2 separate regions of the Homo sapiens genome follow, and region 2 is linked to region 1. The links are chromatin loops, found by intact Hi-C in ENCODE. Cell type or tissue: CD4-positive, alpha-beta T cell. All regions are shown on one strand. Each heading gives the region's core, and the rest is flanking DNA. Links, peaks and the distances in the headings are about the cores only. Region 1 holds the start of GBF1 (golgi brefeldin A resistant guanine nucleotide exchange factor 1). Region 2 overlaps KCNIP2 (potassium voltage-gated channel interacting protein 2).

Region 1 (5,373 bases), core at 195-5,194:
GAACATCCTGGCAGACTGTGACTTCGGCCCTCTCTGACTTAGGCCTCAATTTCCAGGAAACAGGCTCCTTCTCTTCTCCCAGTTAGGCTATGTTGCTTGGGTGCTCCGAAGAGCCTAAGCCCAGGCCAAACACTGTGGCTCATGCCTGTAATCCCAGCACTTTGGGAGGCCGAGGCGGGCGGATCACAAGGTCAGGAGATTGAGACCACCCTGGCTAACACGGTGAAACCCCATCTCTACTAAAAAATACAAAAAATTAGCCGGGCTTGGTGGCGGGTGCCTGTAGTCTCAGCTACTGGGGAGGCTGAGGAAGAAGAATGGCGTGAACCCAGGAGGCAGAGCTTGCAGTGAGCTGAGATCGCGCCACTGCACTCCAGACTGGGCGACAGAGCAAGACTCTGTCTCAAAAAAAAAAAAAAAAAAGAGCCTAAGCCCAGTCACACAATATGCCCCTAAGGCAAATCTGAGCAGTCATGTCTTGACTGTTCAGTGACTCCCATTGCCCTTAGGATAAAGGTCAAGCTCCCTAGCCTGGCATACAAGACCTTCAGGACCTGACCTTGTCTTCATCTCCAATTTCCTAGTAGTGTCCTGCACACCTCTGGCCCTTCCTGTGAAAGTAACCCATCTTTATATTGTCAATTCCTACTCCTCCAATGTTCCACTCAAGTCTTATTTTCTCTGGGAAGCCTTTTCTGAACTCTCAGTTTAGCCCCTTGCTCTCATGACCCTCAGTGTATACCTTCTATTACACCACCCACCATATTGAAGGGATCAGCTTATGTGTTGTCTGCTATGATAATAAAATTTAGGAGGGTAAGGACCATGTCTGTTATTCCCAGGCATAATGTAGAATCTCAATAAATGTCACACTGAAATCTATGAGGAAGATGTTCTGCCTGGTAAGATGATGATTAGTGGTTAGGAGGGACTAGGGAATTGTCATCTCTCTCCTCCCCATCTCTATTGCACAATCACATGCTTTTAGAATGATGAATTTCTGGAGGTATGTAGAAGTAGATATTGGCGAGCAGAAATTTTTGGCCCACTTAGAGGATTTTCCAATCGGCTTTCCAGGACCTCTCAATCTGAGACAGGCCCAGGACACCAACTCTCAGTTTTCAAATGAAGAGGAAAATGGCTTTGAGGTAATGTGGAAAGAGGTGCTATGATGGTATATCCTCTTTCCCTGACTCTCTTTGGGTGATAGAGGCTAGATCCTCAGCTGGACCCACCGACCAGAAGCCCAATGTGCAGGTGTAGGAAGTTACTGAGGGGTTCTTCACGTCTGATATCTGATGGGTGCTTTACACTAGAGCATCGTGGCCAGGTGTGGTGGCTCACACCTGTAATCTCAACACTTTGGGAGGCTGAGGCGGGTGGATCACCTGAGGTCAGGAGTTCGAGACCAGCCTGTCCAACATGGTGAAACCCCATCTCTACTAAAAATACAAAAATTAGCCTGGTGTGGTGGCAGATGCCTGTAATCCCAGCTACTTGGGAGGCTGAGGCAGGAGAATCACTTGAACCCAGGAGGTGGAGGTTGCAGTGAGCCAAGATCACAGCACTGCACTCCATCCTGGATGACAAAGCAAGACTCTCTCAAAACAAACAAACAAACAAAAGACAAAAAAACAAAACAAAACAAAAAAATAGCGCATCGTAGCACACGGATGGTCTTTGGATGTCTGGTTTTGAGACTACTTTCCTATGTGGTTAGTTATAGAGCTTCCCTGGACTTGGGTCGTCCATAATTGGGAGGATGTATGGAAAGAATTAGGTATTTTTTTTTCACTGCCTCCCAGCAGCTTCTCCAGGTCTGCAGGGACACTGGGGCTCTAGTGTCCCAAATAGGCTGGGAATTTCATGATTCAGTCTCCTAGGAGAAAACCCATCCTCTTGTCCTCTTCTCACGCATTCTCACTTCCAGGTAATACAGGTAATTCTAAATAGCTTAGTAACCTCTATCATCTCTTGCAAGGGGAGGAGGCAGCTGGGGGCAAGACAGTGAAAACAGGTGGGCATCCAACCCTCAGGCCCCTTAGCGTTTCTAAGGCAAACAAGAAAGACTTCTGTTTCCTATCACTGATGAGGTGGGCTAAGCTGCGTATTTAGCCTGGTGGATAAGGCCCGTCAAAGGCTTGGTATGAAAGGCAGACCGGGAGTCAAAGCCCGATATACTAAGGCATAAGAGGTGACAAAAGGCGATGAAAAGAGTTGGCCTGGGGGTGAGGAGACCCAGGGGTTCGTCTCTCTGCTCTGCTATTTACTAATTATGTGAACATGGGCCCAGCCTTCCACCCTGGGGCTGTTTCCTATAATGTAAAATGAAGAGACTTAAATTAGATATCCAGGGCTTCTGCTACGTCCCATTTTCTCTATTTCTGGATGATGGGAGTGGGGCAGAGGACGCTGAAACAGAGTTGGGACGTGACAGACATAACTGTGAGAAGCCACGACAGGGAAGGTGGACAAGAGGGCGAGGAGAGCAGGGTGTGGAATAGATCGCTGGACTTGTTTTTAGAATGAAGGGAGCCCAGAGCTGCCTCGAAAAGGAGTGATTCCTCAAGGGGCATGGTCTTGGCCCAGGTAACTTTGATAATACGTGGACAGGGGAGTAGGGATGCCCGCTCAAGTTCTCAAAGCGGACCCCGCCCCTTTCCAGCCAATTGTAGCCTTTTTCCCCATAATGCCCAGCAGCCACTGCCAAACCGCGCACTGCAACCGAACTCTACCTAACTCCACCTCTCTAGCCGCCCAGCCCAGTTCCTCATTTTTTATTGGTTTTTTAAACTGTCACTCAGAGAGTACTCGTATCCGTTGGTTGTCCCCTAACATACCCTTTCTTTCCCTTGTAATCGCGCTTCTTTAGGCACTACCCGCCTCCTGAAGCCAATTTCCTTTATTCGATTGGATAGTCGGAATGCTACTTTTCACGGTGCAAAGCTATGATTGGCTGCGCGCGGCAGGGCTCGCGCAGTTACCAGGCAGCGGGCTAGACTGAGGCTAGTTACCACGTCAGTGAGCTGACAGGGAAGGTACCCGGCTCTACTGCCCGTCCCGGACGACTCATCCTGGCGGACTGTGCAGTCCCACCCTGACTTCGGCCTCAATTTCCAGGAAACAGGCTCCTTCTCTTCTCCCATCTGCTACCAGAGCCGGGAGAGCTGCTCGGAGACGCCTCCGGGGTGCGGGCTGGACATGAGCAGCGGCTGCCGGTCCTGGGACTAGGCCCCGCCATTTTGGATCCGCTGACAGGTCAGCGAAGTCTCTTCCTAGAGTTCCGGTGTCGTGAAGGCCGCCCTGACATCGCAATAGGGAATTAGTGGGAAGGGCCCTTAAATTGGGCGAGCCAAGGTGGGCTAAGGACGCAGCGGACAGGAATAAGACGAGGGAAGGGTTGTTGTGGGAGGGAACAGGGAGGTATGCAGGGGCAAAGGTCATGCCTCTGCCGCAGGAGGGGCGATTTCTGCTCTCATTACTGATCCTTTGCAGGTGCCCAAATCTTCTGTTTTCCCAGGCTTGACCTAGTATTTAGCTTCTCCTTTCCAGCGCTTTCTGCATCCTGAAGAGCCCAGTACTCAAAAGCTGAAAGCAAACCTAAGGAGCATTGTGTCTACTTTTATGGGTTTTCAGACTTTAGATGTGAAAGTCTCTCTAGATTCTGTACAGCGTCTACTTCTTTGTGATTGCCTCACTAATACAAAGGAACTGCTTCATTAATAATGATGAACTAGTGCACCCTAGAATCAGGTTGTCAGCAGAGGGACGTGTGGAAGGCTTGAGGTTATAGCAGCGCAGGGAACTGGGCTATGAGAAGGCTTCCCTCTTACAGGACAGCTCAGCTGCCAGTCTGGGTCTGTATGTAAACACTATACTTATCTTCTGGGCCTGTTTGTTCCTTTATACAATCTTTCACAGGCATTCTTTTGTAGTGTATGTTTTTGTTGACATTTTTCTCTCAGATCTTCACTAAGGAGATGAGGCTTAATCATAAGGAAACCACTCTATTATGACATATTTGACTGACAGCAGAGAGAGATATTTGAATACTGGCAAAGTTTGGTATTGTCGGCCTATTATGTTTAGTGGGCAAAAAGAGTCATGAGAGATTTTCAGCCAATTGTAGGGTCAGAGCCCCAGAGTGAATGATGGAACATAACCCTAGAGAGTAGTTTATGGCACTGTGATGACCTTTGATAAACTGCTGTGTTGTAAAGCTATAAAAGTCCACCAAGGGTAACGAATGCTTTTAGAAATAAGGAATAGTGTAGATGGTGTTTTTTAATGCACAATGTGGAAACTTGTGCATTAATTCAGGTATAAAAGGCACTCTAGGCCCTGTGGAGGATACAAATGGAAAGGTCTGCTTTGGGACTGCTCAGTTAATGCACTTCTTAAAAGTAGTAGCATGTATGTGCAGTGGCCTAGCTAGAGCATGTAGTAGGTTAAGAGCAGGATCAACCTAATACCTTTTGGTATGTAGTGGGCACTCAATAAACGTTATCTCTATCTGGGATTAGTTTCAGTATGTGATCAGGACTTGTGGCCTGCTTTTGGCCCTGGCAGTCAGGAACACTTTGCACTTTTGCATGATGAGGTAGTAACAAGGAGGATCAAAACCTCATAGTGTCAGAAGAGAAAACTATTTAGGATCTTGGAATGACTAACTCAATTTTTCCTACCTTTGTCCTTATGAAATTGAAATTTCATAATTTCCCTTTTCCCTTCCTACCTTCGTCCTTATGAAATTGAAATTTTTGTGTGTGTTGGGAGAAGGGGGATGGCATTATTTATGCTTCACCTGTGTTGATTTAGATGGAAATGGTACAGGAAACTATTTGCATTTTAACTTGCTGATCTAAGTTGTAGAATTCCTCCCCTCTCCCCGCCCCCAAGAAAGTAGTTGAACGCAGCAAATGAAATGACATACCTCAGGAGGTACCCAGGTTTGATGATCCTGCCTTGCTCACTTGGGCCATTGCCCTGTTGAGTTGATATGCTTTGCATAACAGGCAATCTAGTCTCTGGGTAGGCAGTGTGATCAATCCAGGATCCAGTCATCCTCAGTTGAGCCTAAGGGTGACTATAGAGGCATCAAAACGTTTTCTCTTTCTCTCTCTTTCTTTTTTTTAATCCTAAATGTCATTTCTAGATAGGAATAATTTTCTAGATAGGAATAATTCCCACTCCTACCCACAAATCAGAAAATTCATCCTTCAAATACAAGTCCCAAGCTTGTATTTGAGCTTCTTTTTAATGGTGTTTGTAGACAGTATGTTCCAGTCTTGACAGTGATGCTCATTGGCACAGTGGGAACTCAGGCTATAGACATATCTCCTCAGTAGCTGGGCACCAATCCCAGTTTCAGCT
Region 2 (5,373 bases), core at 374-5,373, 400 kb before region 1:
TTTTCCAGGCTGTCCCTTCTCCCCACTCAGAGACTTCTCAAGTCCTCGGGTTCAGTGAGAAACTTGCCAGATCCATCCTCCCCAAGCATCCCTGTGCCACGAATTTAGCTCTTCACTCAAAGTAAAATCTCTGTGGAAGCAATTTGGCAGAGTGGGAACTCAAGGGAAAACCATCTCGAGGCATGAGGTGGGCCTTCCCCAGATCCCTCAAATCTTACCACAGAGATATTCCTATCATTTATTTATTTATCTCCCCCAGTTCAAATGTGAGTAACACTGCCTTGTGGGGGAACCCACTCTATGCAACTGTCCCACCTTCCCCAGTTTAGCTTTGTCCCACCCCCCACCGCCACTGTTAACCCAGCCAGTGAAGACCTCAAAGCCCTTCTCTCAGTCCCCCAGACCCACACCATTCCCAGCTAGGCCAAAGACACTGCAGCCCCCAGCTGCATCGAGTGATTAATGACCTCCCTAGACGTTGGGGCTATTTTGGGTCCTGGAAGTCATGCCTGCAATGACTGAGAGCTGGCCCTGCCTGGCTCCAGCCATCTGTCACTGGAGACAGGCCCAAGCAGGGGGCTTGGAGGTTGTATGCTCCCCAGAAGATTTCCAGGTATGGTTCTGGCTCAGGACCATCCATCTACCCTCCTTTTGGGGGACAGATGGCAAGGAGAGGCCACAGGCCCTATCTATACTCCAGGGGCTCAAGTGGATACCCATGGAGAGAGCCAGAAAATGACAGATCTCAGAATGCCACAGGACCAGGTTGTTTTGGTCTGTTTGAGGTCAGGTACAGAGGAGACGTTGCGTTCTATGGGCCCTGCCCAAGCAGTCATAAGGAAATGCAAGTGGAGATGTGCATACACCTCAGCAGTGCCGTGGGATACTCAACAATCCACACCTCATACACTCCACAAATTTCACACCAAGGTACAACCTCACGAAGGCTACACAACCAACTTAGAGGCTCAGGAACCCTCAACCCAGTCCTAAAGTACAGAACTCCAGGTACACACAGTCTCAGTGTCACAGAATCCCAGTGATCACAACCCCAGGGAGACACAGACTCAGCCATACATAGCCCAGTGATGCACAACTTAGTAATGCACAATCCCATTAATACACACTCCCAGAGAGAGAGAAAACAGAGACATACAATCCTTAAGCCACACAAGTCTATCAGTCCCATGTCATGTATGAACTTGCTAGCTGAGTTCATGTTGGTCTAGGCCCATCTCAGGGTTTTTTCCTTCTGGACACTGAACCCTTCATCTTAAGACCCCTTCAGCCAAGAAATGCAGGAAAGGACTGAACTTTTTCCCTGCTCTGCTGCAGGCCTCCTCCTTTCATCCCTGGGAGGCGCCCTGCCCCTCAGTTAAGGCCCCCTCCTCTGCCTTCGGTGAGAAGCCCCGCCCCCTCCACCATTGTGAGGGACCTTGATGCCCCTCTCCTTTCCTCTTTGAAGAGCGCTGTCTTCCTCCTGCTCAGTAAGGAGGCCCATCCCCTGCTCCGCTTCTGTCCAGGATCTCGTCTTGGAAGCCCTTTCCTTGGAGGGATGTTGCTCCCTCCATCTATTTGAGGGGCCCTTCCCTCCCTACCTCTGCGGAGCTCCTAACCCACTTCGCTCACTTTTTGAAGGATCCTGCCCCTCCCTTCCCTTCCTCATCATACCTGGGGACAGCGACCCAGTCACCAGCTGGTAGAGGGATCGCGCTGCCTGCCCCAGCGGGCTCCGGCACCTGCGGGGGCATCGGTTCATGGTTTGGCGGCGAGCTCGGCGTCTAAGCTCCACCCCCAGGCCCCGGGGCGGTCCGGTCTCCGCCCTCACCCGGGTAGGCCCGCGTGGGCGGCGCGGGAGGGCCGGCCCGGCAGGCATAGGATCGAAACCCTGGAGCCTTCCCATGTTCTCCTGGCCGCACGAGAGGAGCTCACCCTGGCCCCATCATGTGAAGCAGCCGCCCCCAAAGTTCCTGGACGGGGGGGGGGGGTGGCGGGGAGGGGCGGCGCGGACTCAGCCTTCTCAGGGAGCATTTTTCTGGGTTCTGGCGGGGAGGCCAGGCAGGCACATGTGGGTTTTGAGAAAAGAGCTGGATGGGGAATGAACCGTATCTTTTATTGCCCCCTTTCAGCCCCCCTTTCTCCGCCTGTCGCACTCCTCCCCGCACCCTGCACCCCGCCCCCACCATTTTGGCATAAAGAGCCGAAGGGGTAAGAGGACAGAGTTGTCATGGCAACTCCCCACACTTCCTGGGCCAATGGAAGAAAGCCAGGAGGAAGGAGAAAGAGGCCAGTGTATTGGGGTGGCAAAGAAGAGGCAGCAGAGTTGTGCCCCACTGCCTTCTGTCTCCTGGCTCCAAATTCCTTGCTCTCATAACTGTTTCTATTTGTGTTTGTCTCGGTGCGGCAGGTTCACAGACTACCACCATACGCTGGCTACAGCCGAATGCTTCGAGAAGAGCCCCCCCCGCACCCCCCCCCCACTTCGGTCCCGCTGCGCCCCTTTCCTGGACTCCGGACTCATCTCTATCAGGTTAGACCCCAAGTAAACACTTCCAGGACTCTCTAACGCCTTAAAATTCCTGGGAAAGCCTACGGGAGAGATATAGTCCCGCTCTTTCGACTGGGATCCCGCATGATTGGTTGAAAACCCTACATTTAAGTGGTGAGAATGACCTCCTAACTCTGGGCAAATCTTGTCCACTTGACGGCGACTATCCCCACCGCAAAGCAGCTCCGTGCGCATGGCTCCTCGCAGCCACACGGGGGCGCCCCCGCCCCGGCAACAATACTCAGGGCCGGAGGGACTCCACTGAGATCCCAGTCGGGGGACCGAGCTCAGGGCTAGCCAGCCAGGCTCCAACCCTCTCCGCATCTTCTCTTGGCCTTTCTCTCTTCCGCTCAGACAGGGCCGCTGCTAAACGCGGCCTTTCCCCTCGGAACCGCACTGCCCAGCGGCCCCGCCGGGCTGGGAAGACCTGAGGGATTAGACAGGGGTCCGGGCGGGGCTCGGACTGTTTTTTGTTTTGTTTTGTTTTCCTAAAGAGTCTCTCCCAGCTCCCTTTTGAGCTTGGGGTGGGAGTGGGGAAGTAAAATGTTCGGAGGTACCCAGGATGCCCTGAGGTGTAACTTTCCAGCTGCTTCCCTGCAAGCCTGATGGGCCGGGAAGACGGGAGCTGCAGACTACCCTAAATCCGATCCCAGGAATCCCAACTGCAGGGAAGGGGAGGCGAAGCCTGGCGCGCGCTTCAGCACCGCGGACAACGACTCCCCTTCATGCTTCAGCTTAGGCATCTCTCAGCGCTCAGAGCTCAGCGCCGCCCGCCCGCCCGGGAGTCTTCGTTGACACTGGCGTCCCAACCCGATTTGTCTCCCGCTATAAAATAAGCCGCCCTTCGAGAGGAGAGCTCCTGGTAGTCCTATTTCTACTTTCCAAGTCGTGTGTGGAGCTATCTACAGCTAGGCTGCTGTAGACCCGGACCACAATTCTTGATACTTGTCAACATTTGACCTTTCCATTTTCCTTGGGAGGTAGGCAGGCAGGCAGGAAGTAACATTCCCTTTTACAGATGAGAAAGGTGAGGCCAAGAGAACAAAAGTCACATAGCTGGTACACTTCCATTCCTGACTGAACTGGGGCAGGGCATCTCCAAATACAAATGCTTCCCCCACCCAATCTCATTCAAATAGCCAAGTGGGGAAGGGATGGTTTCACTAAGGGTGAGAACCCATTAAAGCTGGAAGCAAACACTGACTAATGTGATACTATTGAAGGCCCCTAGGCCCTTACTACTCTCAAGAATCCTAAGCTGGTGATGGGAACAGAATTCATGGAAGAGCTGGACAGTGGGTCCTTTGGATTCCATCCAGCTCTGAGGCACATCTGGCATGGTCTCTCATCTGGGGCCAGCCTGAGTGGCTCCCCTGATCCTGACTAGGGCCTCCCTAGGGACAGTGATGGGGGATGGGGGAAGACACATGCTCAAGGCACCTCATCCTAGTCCCCTCCCCCTTCCCAGGTCTCAATCTCACTCCCCTCAGGAAGGACAAGGATCATGGCCTCCCTCCACCTCCCCAGCTTTGTTTTGGCCTCAGGGAGACAGCCTCCCTCCTCCCACTCTGCTGGCTTTCTAGAGCAGGCTGCACAATGAGAGACACAAACACATACATGGAAATGTACCCAGGGTGACACAGTCACCTACACAAACACATGGCTCTTCCTACCAAACCCAGGAACATGCACATGCACAGATGTACTGGCCTCACATACCTCCCCATGTGGGAAAGAGAGGATGCCCGGGCAGCCAAGTGGTTTGGTGGACATGCAGGACACCACATGGCACTTCCCAGGCCTAGAGCTTCTAGCTCTGTCTCTGGAGGGGAAGGAAGAGGATGTGTTTTCCTGGGGTTTGAGTGAAGTTCTGAAAGGTTTGTTGGGGGTTGAAGGATTCAGTTGTAAGAATAATCTCAGTACATGATTTGGTGTGGGGAGAGAGGGCTGACCCAGCACTAACTAAAGCCTCCCTACAGGGGCCAGGTGCTGGAGCCATAAGGTCTCTTGGAAACCAGACTGGGCAGCTGAACACTAAAGTCCCTCCTTGGGTCCACCTGGGCTATTTGTGGAAAAATTGGTGAAGGAGTGGGGTGTACTAAAGACCCCTATCTGTACCAGGAAGCCAGAGAGGCAGCAGGGATGAGACACGTCATAGACACTCACAGAGCCCCGCTGCAGACATCACCACATGAAAGTACACAACTAGCACTGAACACTAATCTCACAACCACAAAACACAACACAACCTACTTTAACAAATTCTTGCCCAGAGGGCTTATGGTCATGAAGGCTTACAAAGAGACAAGCCACCCTAAAGTAGAGCCCTGACACATTCTGGTAGTTACACACCACTTCATACAGAATTACACACTCACAACACATCGTTGCACATAGAGACACATGGTCAAAACAACTTCATCAGTACAACCAGGGTCCTACGCAAACTCAAACATCTGACGAGACCATACAATTGCACTGCCACATACAATCACACTCACCCTAGCTGTCACCAAGCCCAGGGCACATGGCAACCAGCTGTGGGAGGTGCGCGCGCACACACACACACACACACAGAATGACAGGTGCTCACGCACGTAACACCTCCCACTCCAGACACCCTCTCAGCCCTGTGTCACATACGCCCACACCTGCTGCCTCTCCACACCTGCCTCTTCTGTTCCTCCCCAACCCCTGCGGGACCCAAGGCTTTGAACCCCCAGTGTCCTGCCGCCCAGACCGGCCATAAGAGTGCCTGGGAATGGGGCAGAGTGTGGGTGCGGGCCAGGCCGGGGTCGGAGAGGCGGAAGGGTCTGGAGGAATGG

What was found. A loop is a pair of places that touch in the nucleus more often than their neighbours do. Peaks named below come from ENCODE experiments on the same cell type or tissue, not always from the same donor. Only the 100,000 strongest peaks of a DNase experiment are listed, where the experiment ranks them.
Region 2: a loop joins it to region 1, with 5 times the contacts of the local background. A loop is called at or near these places in 2 of 110 quality-filtered maps.

The regions. Positions count from the first base shown.
Region 1 is chr10:102,242,524-102,247,896 of GRCh38, forward strand. It overlaps GBF1 (golgi brefeldin A resistant guanine nucleotide exchange factor 1), which reads left to right and starts at 3,009. Exons shown (of 40, transcript NM_001377137.1): 1 at 3,009-3,258. RefSeq lists enhancers at 2,757-2,816, 3,017-3,466. In CD4-positive, alpha-beta T cell, for the core only: no CTCF peak of the experiment used is centred there; a DNase peak (open chromatin) is centred at 2,848; H3K4me3 peaks cover 2,406 bases; H3K27ac peaks cover 757 bases; H3K27me3 peaks cover 395 bases.
Region 2 is chr10:101,838,082-101,843,454 of GRCh38, forward strand. All of the region lies in intron 1 of KCNIP2 (potassium voltage-gated channel interacting protein 2), which reads right to left. Among named protein-coding and RNA genes, the nearest start is that of KCNIP2, 3.0 kb to the right of the region's middle. RefSeq lists a silencer at 1,756-1,945 and an enhancer at 5,231-5,373. In CD4-positive, alpha-beta T cell, for the core only: a CTCF peak has its summit at 2,798 (motif pointing right); DNase peaks (open chromatin) are centred at 1,810, 2,770, 3,270, 5,130 and 2 weaker places; H3K4me3 peaks cover 1,868 bases.